Regions from separate parts of the Homo sapiens genome. Here region 1 is linked to region 2. Evidence: chromatin contacts called from ENCODE Hi-C or POLR2A ChIA-PET data. All regions are on one chromosome and are shown on one strand. Each heading gives the region's core, a stretch centred on a gene start or an enhancer-like site at or near the end of the contact. The rest is flanking DNA. Distances are from core to core; before and after follow the strand shown. Region 1 overlaps FCHSD2 (FCH and double SH3 domains 2). Region 2 overlaps FCHSD2 (FCH and double SH3 domains 2).

Region 1 (5,708 bases), core at 2,516-5,015, 48 kb after region 2:
AAGTATGATCTCATCTGAGAAGCCTTCCTGAATTCCTCTTGTGATTCAGATACACCTCCTCTGAGATCCTCCAGCATCTTCTTTTTTAGAGGTAGGGTCTTGCTCCATCACTAAGGCTGGAGTACATTGGTGCGATCATAGCTCACAGCAGTCTCTAACTCATGAGATGAAGTCATCCTCCCTCCTTAGCCTCCCAAGTAGCTGGGACTATAGGTGTACACCACCACACCCGGCTAATTTTTTAAGTTTTTGTTTTTTTTTTTGTAGAGATGGGGTCTTGCTATGTTGCTGAGGCTGATCTCAAACTCCTGGCTTCCAGTGATTCTTCCACCTCAGCCTCCCAAAGTGCTGGGATTACAGGCACAAGCCACCATACCTGGCCCGGCATCTTCTAACATAGCATCTGCTTTAAGTATTGTGACTGTCTATGAATTGACTATGGAGCTCCTTGAGAGCATTTAAGTATACTCTGTATCTTAGTATTTATATGTTTGGCACAGTGACTGAACATTGTAAAAAGTTCAAAAAATGTTTGCTGAATGAATGACTGAAACAATAGACAAAAACTACATAATCAGTTTTCAGACTCTTCATAAATTTGATTAATAGCTCAGTAGGTTAGCTCCTGAGACACACAGAACCAAGATCACAATCTACATCCACATGGACCAATCAAGTTTCTTGACTTTGGTCACATTATATCAGTTAAAACAAGCATTTTGTGTATATCAAATCAAGGAGGGCATCGGAGTATACAGTAAAGGATTAACCCTACCCAAAGACAGGTCTTACCTTTGTCTTTGGCTTCTGGGAGGTAATCTCTAAGCCCTTGGAATATCTTGCCTGACACAAGTGTTTCTGTCTACCTGGGGACCTTGTGCCACACCAAATAGTCTATGCTAACAATGTGATTTCATCAGGGGTGGGTGGGATGATGAGCCTTGGGTCACTCAGTATCATCTCAACCTCTGGAGAGGCTGGAGGCTAAGGCCAGCCGCATGAGTAGTAATCATGTCTAAGTGACTGAACCGCAATAAAAACTGCATACCAAGACTCAGGTAGGCTTTCCTAATTGGCAAGACTCTGTGCATACTGTCACACATCATTGCAGAAGAAGTGAACACTGTACAGTTCCACAGAGGACAATGGGAAGCTCTGACTGGAACTCTCTTAGACCCTGCCCTGTACACCTCTTCCCTTGGCTGATTTTAAACTCTACTCTTTAGCTATAATAAATCATAACCTTACTGAGTAAACTTTCAGTGAGCTCTGAGAGTCCTGGCAAATTATTGAATCTAAGGTGGTCTTGGGACCCACAAAATTGCAAGTCGTGTCAGAAGTAAAGGTGGTCTTGGAGACCTCCAACCTTGAAGTTGGTGTCAAAGTGAAGGAGGTATTAGGGATTCTCGAACTTACAGCTGGTGTCAGAATTGAGAGCTGTCTTAGAAGAGCTGTAATGCACCCATTTAAATTCATCACCAAGATAAGCAAAATCCCTAAGAATGTTCAAATTACCAATGGTGGTAGTGAGGATGGGGTATTGATGATTTCTTTTTTTTTTGAGACCGAGTTTCGCTCTTGTTGCCCAGGCTGGAGTGCAATGACGCGGTCTTGGCTCACCACAACCTCCGCCTCCCGGGTTCAAGCGATTCTCCTGCCTCAGCCTCCCAAGTAGCTGGGATTACAGGCATGCACCACCATGCCGAGCTAATTTTTTTTGTATTTTTAGTAGAGACAGGGTTCTTCCACGTTGGTCAGGCTGATCTCGAACTCCCGACCTCAGGTGATCTGCCCACCTCGGCCTCCCAAAGTGTTGGGATTACAGGCGTGAGCCACCACATCCAGCTGATGAATGTTAAGAATAAAGATAGGACTGGGTGTGGTGGCTCATGCCTGTAATCCCAATACTTTGGAAGGCCGAGTCAGGCGGACAACTTGAGGTCAGGAGTTCAAGCCCAGCCTGGCCAACATGGTAAAACCCCGTCTCTACTAAAAATACAAAACTTAGCCAGGTGTGGTGGCGCACATCTGTAATCCCAGCTACCCGGGAGGCTGAGGCAAGAGAATCACTTGAACCCGGGAGGCAGAGGTTACAATGAGCCAAGACCACGCCAATGCACTCCAGCCTGGGCTACAGAGCAAGACTCTTGTCTCCCTGCACCAAAAAAAAAGAATAAAGATAAACAAATCTACCAGAATGGTAAAAATTAGACTGAACTATAGCAATGAGGATAAAGGGCAATGGAACTCTAACATGCCATTGGTGGGAATGTAAAATGGTACAACCACTTGGGGAAAAGTCTGGTCTTACATAATTAAACTTACATTTATTTTGATATAACAATTCCAATACTAGTTATATACCAAGAAAAATGAAAACGTGTCCACAAAAACACTTTTACAAAAATATTTATACCATCTTTAGTCATAAATAGCCAAAAACAGTCCAGTTGTCCATCAATGGGATCATGGATAAACAGTAACATATTTATTCTTAAATGGAGTAAAGCTCAGTAACAAAAACAAATGAACAAGATGACCACTTCATTTTTGCTACGATACTTGACCCCTGTTATTTTATAAATGACACTGCTTAAATATACCTCATATTAGTATATAAAAATATTTATAGCATGGGCAGCAAACTTGTGTAAGGGAACTAGTGCTTTTATTATCAGCAAATTGATAATTGTTTAATAAAGAAATATCTTAATTTTGTTCTGGAATACAGTGGCTGTTTGTAAAGGTATTATTACAGTAAATACTGCAATAGCACTAAAATGATGACCTGAGAATACAAACAAAAATATTTTTTAACGAGGCAAGCGGAACGAACAACTGAAGCTATGTTGTAAGTCTGGCAGAAAGCAAATTATTTGGCTCCTAATAAAAAATATTAATTCTCTAACATCCATTGAATATCTTCTGGATTTCAGGAATTCTACTAAATATGCAATGAGAATATAAAGATGAATGAAACACAGACCCTGCTCTCAAGGGATTCATTTGAATACAGTATAAACAGATGATGCCAAGGCCCACAAATGCTATAGTCATAGAATGAAAATTAGAAGTGTTCTTATTTCTTATTAATTAGGTGACCTTGAGCGAGTTAACTTTCCTGACTGTGCTTCAGTTTCCTATCAATAAAATAAGAATAAAAAGAAAACCTACCTCATAGGTATTATGAGGATTAATTAAGTACATATTTATAAAGGACTTGGGATAAACTTGGCACACAGCAAATGTATTAAAGTATTTGCTAAATAAGTGACAATATCACATTCCACAGCTTATAAATATGAAATCTAATTCAGTTTTAACATTTTCAGTAAATGAATGTGCAAAACACTAACGAAAAATACATCTTAACTACTTCTCATCTTAAATAACAAAGTCAGACTCTCCCCTCTCCTCCAGTCAGAAATCACCCAAAAGAAACAAAGAGAGTAAGAAACATAACTGGAAATATGATCTCCAATAAAACTAGGAAACATATGTATGGACATATAAGGGAATGATATGCTATAAGGAGAGACAACTTGGAATAAGAGGAGAAAGGTAAGGCATAAGGCTCCAAAACTCAAAGCGGGAGTACCTTTGTACAAGCATACTTCCTGAGGTAGTAAACTTAAATTCTGCATTTGCAACAACAAAAGCAGGGAACATGGGCTGGCAGAGGAAGCTTTCCTGTTCATAGTTTGAAGAAGTAGAGGAGACAGAACTAAATAAGGAATCACACAAACAAGCCACGCTGGCAGAAACTGAGTTGCTGGTGTGGCAAAAAGATAGTGAGAGAGCCTACACTATGAACAGCCCTGCAGCAGCAATCTTCACTGACTGGCTGAGGATTAAAAAAAAAAAAAGTTATGCACAAAACCTGCTCACAAACAAAATTGCTGTAAATTTGAAAGACACAACCCTGAGCTACCAACATCTAATATCCTAAAGTGCTATAGAAAAAAACAAAAAACAAAACAAAACAAAAAAACCTTCTCATTCAAAAATAAACCACCATAAAGGAAGAAGGAACGAGGTATCTAAACAGACGTAAAATTTTTAAGAGAAGAAGAAACAGAACAGGAAAAACATGGTAGCAGAAGGACACCCATGAGCAAAAAAATGCTGTCATGAAAGAGATAATATGTAACCAAATATTTAAAATGAATTTTTAAACTTCTTGTATTTAAAAAAGAAAGCAGGCAGGGAACAGTGGCTCACGTCTGTAATCCCAGCACTTAGGGAGGCCAAGGCAGGTGGATCACTTGAGGTCAGGAGTTCGAGACCAGCCTGGCCAACATGTTGAAACCCTGCCTCTACAAAAAAAAAAAAAAAAAAAAAAAATTAGCCAGATGTGGTGGCGGGCGCCTGTAATTCCAGCTACCGGTAAGGCTGAGGCAGGAGAATCACCTGAACACAGGAGGCAGAGGTTGCAGTGAGCCGAGATTGTGCTGCTGCACTCCAGCCTGGGTGGCAGAGCAAAGGAAAGGAAAGGAAAGGAAAGGACAGGACAGGATGAAAGAAAGCATATACCACTTCCAGATAGAATTATAGAATGTCAAACACAAGAGAATAGCAATGGTAAAAAGGTGCATCCTTGTGTTCTTCCTGAACTTATAGGGAAAGTGTTCAGTCTTTCACCACTGAGTACGATGTTACTGTGAGCTTGTCATATGTGCCCTTTAACATGTTAAGGACGTTTCCATGTTTCCCCAGCCTAGACCGTGTCACTACACTCTGGCTTGGGGGACAGCATGAGACCTTGTCTCAAAACAAAAAAAAAAAAGGAAATTTCCTTCCATTCCTAGTTTTCTGAGTCTTTTTATCATGAAAGAGTGTTAAATTATGTGAAATGCTTTTTCTGCCTCTACTGAGATAATCATGTGGTTCTGTCCTTCCTCTTACTAATGTGATGTATTTCATTGATGGATTTTTTTTTTTTTTTTTTTTTTTTTTTTTGATGAGACAGGGTCTCACTCTGGTCATCCAAGCTGGAGTATAGTGGCACAATCTCAGCTCACTGCAGCCTCGACCTCCCAGGCTCAAGCAATCCTCCCACCTCAGCCTCCCAAATAGCTAGAACTACAGGTATGCACCACCAGGCCTGGCTGATTTTTGTATTTTTTCGTAGAGATGGGGTTTCACCATGCTGCCCAGGCTGGTCTTAAACTTCTGAGCTCAAGCTATCCACCTGCCTCAACCTCCCAAGTGGCTCCCTGGGATTGCAGGCGTGTAATCCCACTTGGTCGTGGTGGATAATCCTTTTAATGATTTGCTGTTGGATTCAGTTTCCTAGGTTTGTTTGTTTGGTTTATTTTATTTATTTATTTTTTTTTTTTGCATCTCTCTTCACAAGAAATAGTAGTCTATAGTTTTCTTCTGGTATCTGTTTGATTTTTGTATAAGGGTAAAGACGGCCTCAGAATATGTTAGAAACATTCCCTTTTCTTCTGTTTTTTTGGAATAGTTTTAGTAGGATTGGTGTTAATTCATCATTAACTGTTTGGTAGAATTCACTAGTGGAACCGTCTAGTCCTATTATTTCTTGTGAGGTGTTCTTTTTTTTTTTTTTTTTTCTAATTACTGATTCAATCCCTTCACTTGTTATTGAGAATTTCTATTTTTTTCTGTAATCAGTTTTAGTAATTTGTGTGTTTCTAAGATTTATCTATTTCACCTGAATTATCTAATTTTTGAAGAATTATTAT
Region 2 (5,259 bases), core at 835-3,334:
AGGATCATAGCTCACTGCCACTTCGAATTACTGGACTCAAGGGATACTGTGGCCTCAGCCTCTGAAGTAGCTGGGACTAAAGACACACACCATGATGCCATGCTGATTTTTTAATGTTTTGTAAAGACAGGGGTCTTGCCATCTTGCCCAGGCTACAATCGAATTCCTGTGCTCAAGCAATTCTCCCACCTTGGCCTCCCAAAGCACTGGGATTACAGGTGCAAGCCACCATCCCCAGCCTCTGTAAGAATTTTTGAAAAGCCTTATGAACTGATTTTAAAAAGAAAACAATTAATAATAAAAAAGATATGAATGGCCAATACAGCAAGAATGCATTGTAAATAGCTACAAACATTGGAATATGTCTGAATACCAATTTTCATAGAAAGGAAACAAAATTAGATATCATTTTTGGCCCAGGATGGCAAAAATTTAATGACTGGCAGCATCCACTCCTGGTAAGATAGGATGCACCACATTACTATAAATTATTGGTAGAAATATAAATTGGTGTAGCATTTTAAATTTTTATTAGTAATCAAGTTTTTAAAAATGTTTTTACCTACTAATATCTATTAAAATTTTAAATATAGATAGACTTCGCTTACAAGGAAGCCATTTTCAGAACTGCTAAAATAAAAGCACAAGTATAACAAGATAAATAAGTACATTTATTGTAGTATGTGTATTTGTTTGTTTATTGATTGATTGATTAAGACAGGGATTTCACCATGTTGCCCAGGCTGGTCTTGAACTCCTGGCCAAAAACGATCCTCCTACCTCTGCCTCCCAAAATCTTGAGATTACAATCGTAAGCTACCATGCCCAGTCACAGTATTGCTTTAAACAACTTAAATCAATAGGATGTAGATCAAAATATGTGGATGTTAAATAATTTATATCCACAATACGAACTATGATGCTGTCAATAAAATGAGGTCTTTCTGTATTCACTTTGGGAAAATATCAATGATATTTTTATCAATGATAAAAAATACTATTAAATATAAAAGACAAGATGCAGAATAAATGTGAATATAATTCTACTTTTTTATAAAGGAAAAACTACATATTAAATGAGTACACATAAAAGGAAAAGATTTATACCAAACATGACTGTAAATTTGAAAAAAAAAGGCAAATATTTCATGTACCACCCATATTATTTGAATTGTTAAAACTACCATTTTTTTTTTAATTAAAGAAAAAGATTCTTATGAAACAGGATGTCAAAATATCTGGTAGAAGCTACATACCTAAATGATAGGGAAGAAAAGTGGTCAGCTTCACTGTTTTTACTGCATCTTATTCAAGGTTATAAGAAAAAAATATGATCCCCTATAATACTCAAAAGCATGATTTGTACTTGGGATTATATTTTGAAAAAATTAACTGAGAGAAAAACAGAGCACAAGCAATTCTATCCTTTGTTTTGGATTCACATCCCCAGATAGAACAAAAAATACTGGTCATTGACAGTACCTAGCCACTGCCAAGGATAATGCAAAAAGAAATCCTGAAATAAAGTATTAACCTATCAAATAACATAAAACACATCTAAAAACTGTTCCATGATTTCTAACGGCAAATATTTATGCTCTTTCTTTCAGAAATGGGATTAGAACCCCCTTCTCTTTTCCTTTCATTTGGCATCAATGTGACCCCAACAAGTACTTTCTAGGTCTAGGACTATCAAAATGCTATAAAATGTATTGACTTTTTTATAATGTGCAAAGCACTGTATCCCTCAGAATTTACTCAGTAAATATTTGCTAATGACTGTATATACAAATGATGGTGAGCTAATGACTTTGTTATCTCATTTAAGCTTAGCAACAACTGTGAGTTATTTATTAATCCCAATATGCAGAGGGGGAAATGGCTTAAGTAATTTATGTAGAGTGATTATGTTAACAAATGGTGGAGCCATAATTAGAACTCTAATGGTCTTATTCTATATTGTTTCTTTAAGTAGTACATACTGTGAAAACATGAGTTATTTCTAAAAAGGCAGGAAGTTAAAAAAAAAATACAGGAGGAACAAGAAAACAGAACAGAAAGTAATAGAAAAACTTGACAATGTTAGCATATCAAACTGCAAAAAGTAAAAATCTGACCCAAAGCATTTGAGGCATAGCTAGAGCAGCAGGATATTTCTGTATATCCTGTTTAGCCAACTGTAGTTCCTTTCTTCAGCGGCATCCCTCAGCTCATGCCATGTACCGACACACATATGGGACCCAAAAGTTACCTCTGATCTCCCTTAAGCCAAGGTTCATGATAGTCTAGTACTGGCTTGTTATTTACAGGTACTAGGCATTTCAGAGATAATTCCTGCAAAACAGAATGGCTTGGTTAGCTGTGTATGGACCAGCTATTGCTGAATCAATACTCTGTAACAACTCAAAAAGTGGAAATGGATTAAAACAATAAATGCTAACTTCTGCTCATGAATCTGCAGGTTGGCTAGAGCATCTCTGCTTCAGGTTGCAGGGTCAAGTTCAGGTATCCTTCACATATCTTTCATTCTGGGACCCCATCTGAAGTAGTTACCTGGGGCAAGTTCTTCTTACAGTAAGTGCCGGAAGTACGAAAAAGCTGGAAATAACTTGCCATGCCTCTTAAAGCCTCATTTTAGAAATGGCTTTACAGTCAATTCCATCTCCATTCTACTAGTCCAAGCAAGCCGTATGACCAAGTCTAAAATCAGTAAGACAGGGATGTATGTATAGTTCACCTCAAGAGAAAGGGTGGGGAATGAATATTTGCTGAGCAATAATTCAATCTACCATAAACTCTAAGAAAAATTCCCAGAACAATTTCACTTGGATTCAATAACGACCACACAAACATAGCAAGATGTTGATCGAGTAACTCATTGCTATCAAATTCTCACATGACAAAGAGCTATGAAGAACAGTAAATATTTAAATAACAGAATCAAGATGCTAAAACTTCTCAACATACTGACACAGTGGAATAAACCTAATACAATAGAATCTCAAAGGAGTAAAAAGTCCTGCCATGGGTTCAGCGTAGGATGGTGAAGATCTGATTTAATAGCAAGATATGTAAAAAGACGTAGTGGTTTTTGAGTTTGAGCTCATTAAGAACCTTTAATGTGATATCACTGTTTAAAAAATAATGCCACTTAGCACATATTTAAAGTAATAATAACACAGTTGAGTGCCCAGTATATATGAAGTACATAGTAAAACTTTAAGGAAAAAATTAAAACATGACAGAAACTGTCTCATACCCACAACAATATTAAATTTGGTTCTGATTTCTGTATCAATGGCTTAAGAATAATGACAAGAAACAAGATAGGTAAAAGGTTTAAAACAGTTTCATAGGACGTTCAAGTGTGAACTAAATAAACTACAAATTTTTATGATTGGAAAGACTGGGAATGGGATGTAGACTACTAGAAAGAGATAAGAAGTATAAAAATTGTTTTTATCACACTCTGGGGACTGTGGTGGGGTCGGGGGAGGGGGGAGGGATAGCATTGGGAGATATACCTAATGCTAGATGACACGTTAGTGGGTGCAGCGCACCAGCATGGCACATGTATACATATGTAACTAACCTGCACAATGTGCACATGTACCCTAAAACTTAGAGTATAATAAAAAAAAAAAAAAAAAGAAAAAGGGGGAAAGAGAGACACCTGAAGAGTTGGATAATTCTTTTATACTATGTAAGGCATATTTTAAAGGGCTACCATTTTTAGAGGGTACGTTCTTACCAACTTTTTAAGGAGAGGATAAAATTTTGTGAAATCAATATTATGGTTATTAAAAGCACAAAAGGACCATAAAAAAAAAATTGTTTTCAAATTCCTAAAAGTCTATCATGTGTACAAGGAAGGTTTCTTAAAAAAGTTTTGCTCAAGATAAATAGAAACTAACTATAAGCTGAATGCTTTGAGAGAGAGTGAAATACTGTCACTGAATGAATTCAGGTAGAAGTTGCCAGGCCTCTCTATATAAGAAGTCAGTAAACTTTTCTGTAAAAGGCCAGAGAGTAAATATTTTTGGCTCTGCAGGCCATAAGATCTCCAGGGCAACTACCCTAATATACTATTGTAGTGAGAAAGCAGCCATAGACAATATGTAAACAAATAGGTATGTCCGTGGTCTAACAAAACTTTACTTACAAAAACAGGTGTCAGACCAGACAGCCCTAGTTTGCCAGCCTCTATATTAAAAAGAGGGCTGGACCATATGACCTTCACACCACTTCTAGCTCCAAGTTTCCATAAAAAGTCATTAAGCAATTCAACAATATGTAGAAATAAGTGAAAAAGACGTATTTAGATTGATATAGAGACATATCATATGCAGACATATATGTACATTTATAAACCATATAGAAAGAATATTACTATAAACATATATGGGACGGGTCACCTTTATCACAATGGATTTGAGCTATAGCTGCTGAATATATAAGGCTCTTAAATAGTTCCTTTCGTGGGACAACATTGGAGTAATCAGAAAATAGACATAGGAACCCAGGCCCCCACAATGGTTTTTCAGTAACAGGTGAACAAATAAGACATAAACTAAGACTGCTGTCCTTAAACAAGCCTTTCCATATCCACATGGGGAGATAATGGGAACATCTGCAAATTGCCTGCTTAAAGTCCCTTTATATTGGTTGAACGTTATGTCTCCATTCACTAACATGAGGAAAAAACCGTCTCACTGAATCTCAAATACAGCAAATGAAAACTATAATTAAGTTTTACCAAAGGCCGAGAATATCTACTCTAAGAAAAATAATATAAGACTCAGAACACCCCTTCTTGCTACAATGGCCTTCTATTAGTCTCTAGATTAGAACAAAGGTCCTCCAACTGTTTGTTACTGATACATAACAGGCAAGTACAGAAATTGAGAGTAAGCATTTAGAAAGTTTTAAGCAATTTGACATCAGTTAGTTTGTTATCTATAATGGAAATATTTTAAAAATCTTGCTGGGCACAGTGGCTCATGCCTGTAATCCCAACATTTTGGGAGGCCAAGGTGGGAGGATCGCTTGAATCCAAGAGTTCAAGACTAGTCTGGGCTAACAAAGTGAGACCCTGTCTCTACCAAACTTTAAAAATTAGCAGGACGTGGTGTCACACATGGTGCTGCCAGTGGTGTTGCATGCTGAGGAGGGAAAATCAGTTGAACCCAGGGGATTGAGGCTACGGTGAGCCAAGATTGCATTATTGCACTTCAGATTGGGTGACAGAGTAAGACTCTA

Evidence for each region. Hi-C counts contacts between places; a loop is a spot of excess contacts on that map. ChIA-PET counts read pairs that join two places held with the same protein, here RNA polymerase II (POLR2A). Pooled maps may share reads with other maps.
Region 1: a map of naive thymus-derived CD4-positive, alpha-beta T cell shows a loop between it and region 2 (1.8-fold over the local background). The contact joins two enhancer-like sites. A Hi-C loop is called at or near these places in 2 of 168 maps with a recorded cell type or tissue (B cell and naive thymus-derived CD4-positive, alpha-beta T cell), 1 of 37 single-sample maps with no recorded cell type and 2 of 50 pooled maps. POLR2A ChIA-PET finds 5 or more read pairs at or near these places in 6 of 52 experiments (GM12878, OCI-LY7, PC-3 and 3 more).

The regions. Positions count from the first base shown.
Region 1 is chr11:73,092,058-73,097,765 of GRCh38, forward strand. The region is part of intron 2 of FCHSD2 (FCH and double SH3 domains 2); the gene reads right to left. Among named protein-coding and RNA genes, the nearest start is that of FCHSD2, 47 kb to the right of the region's middle. Within about 2 kb of position 3,766, at least 4 of the 41 ENCODE cell types and tissues checked have a DNase peak (open chromatin) inside an H3K27ac peak, as active enhancers do.
Region 2 is chr11:73,046,052-73,051,310 of GRCh38, forward strand. All of the region lies in intron 3 of FCHSD2 (FCH and double SH3 domains 2), which reads right to left. Among named protein-coding and RNA genes, the nearest start is that of FCHSD2, 94 kb to the right of the region's middle. Within about 2 kb of position 2,085, at least 3 of the 41 ENCODE cell types and tissues checked have a DNase peak (open chromatin) inside an H3K27ac peak, as active enhancers do.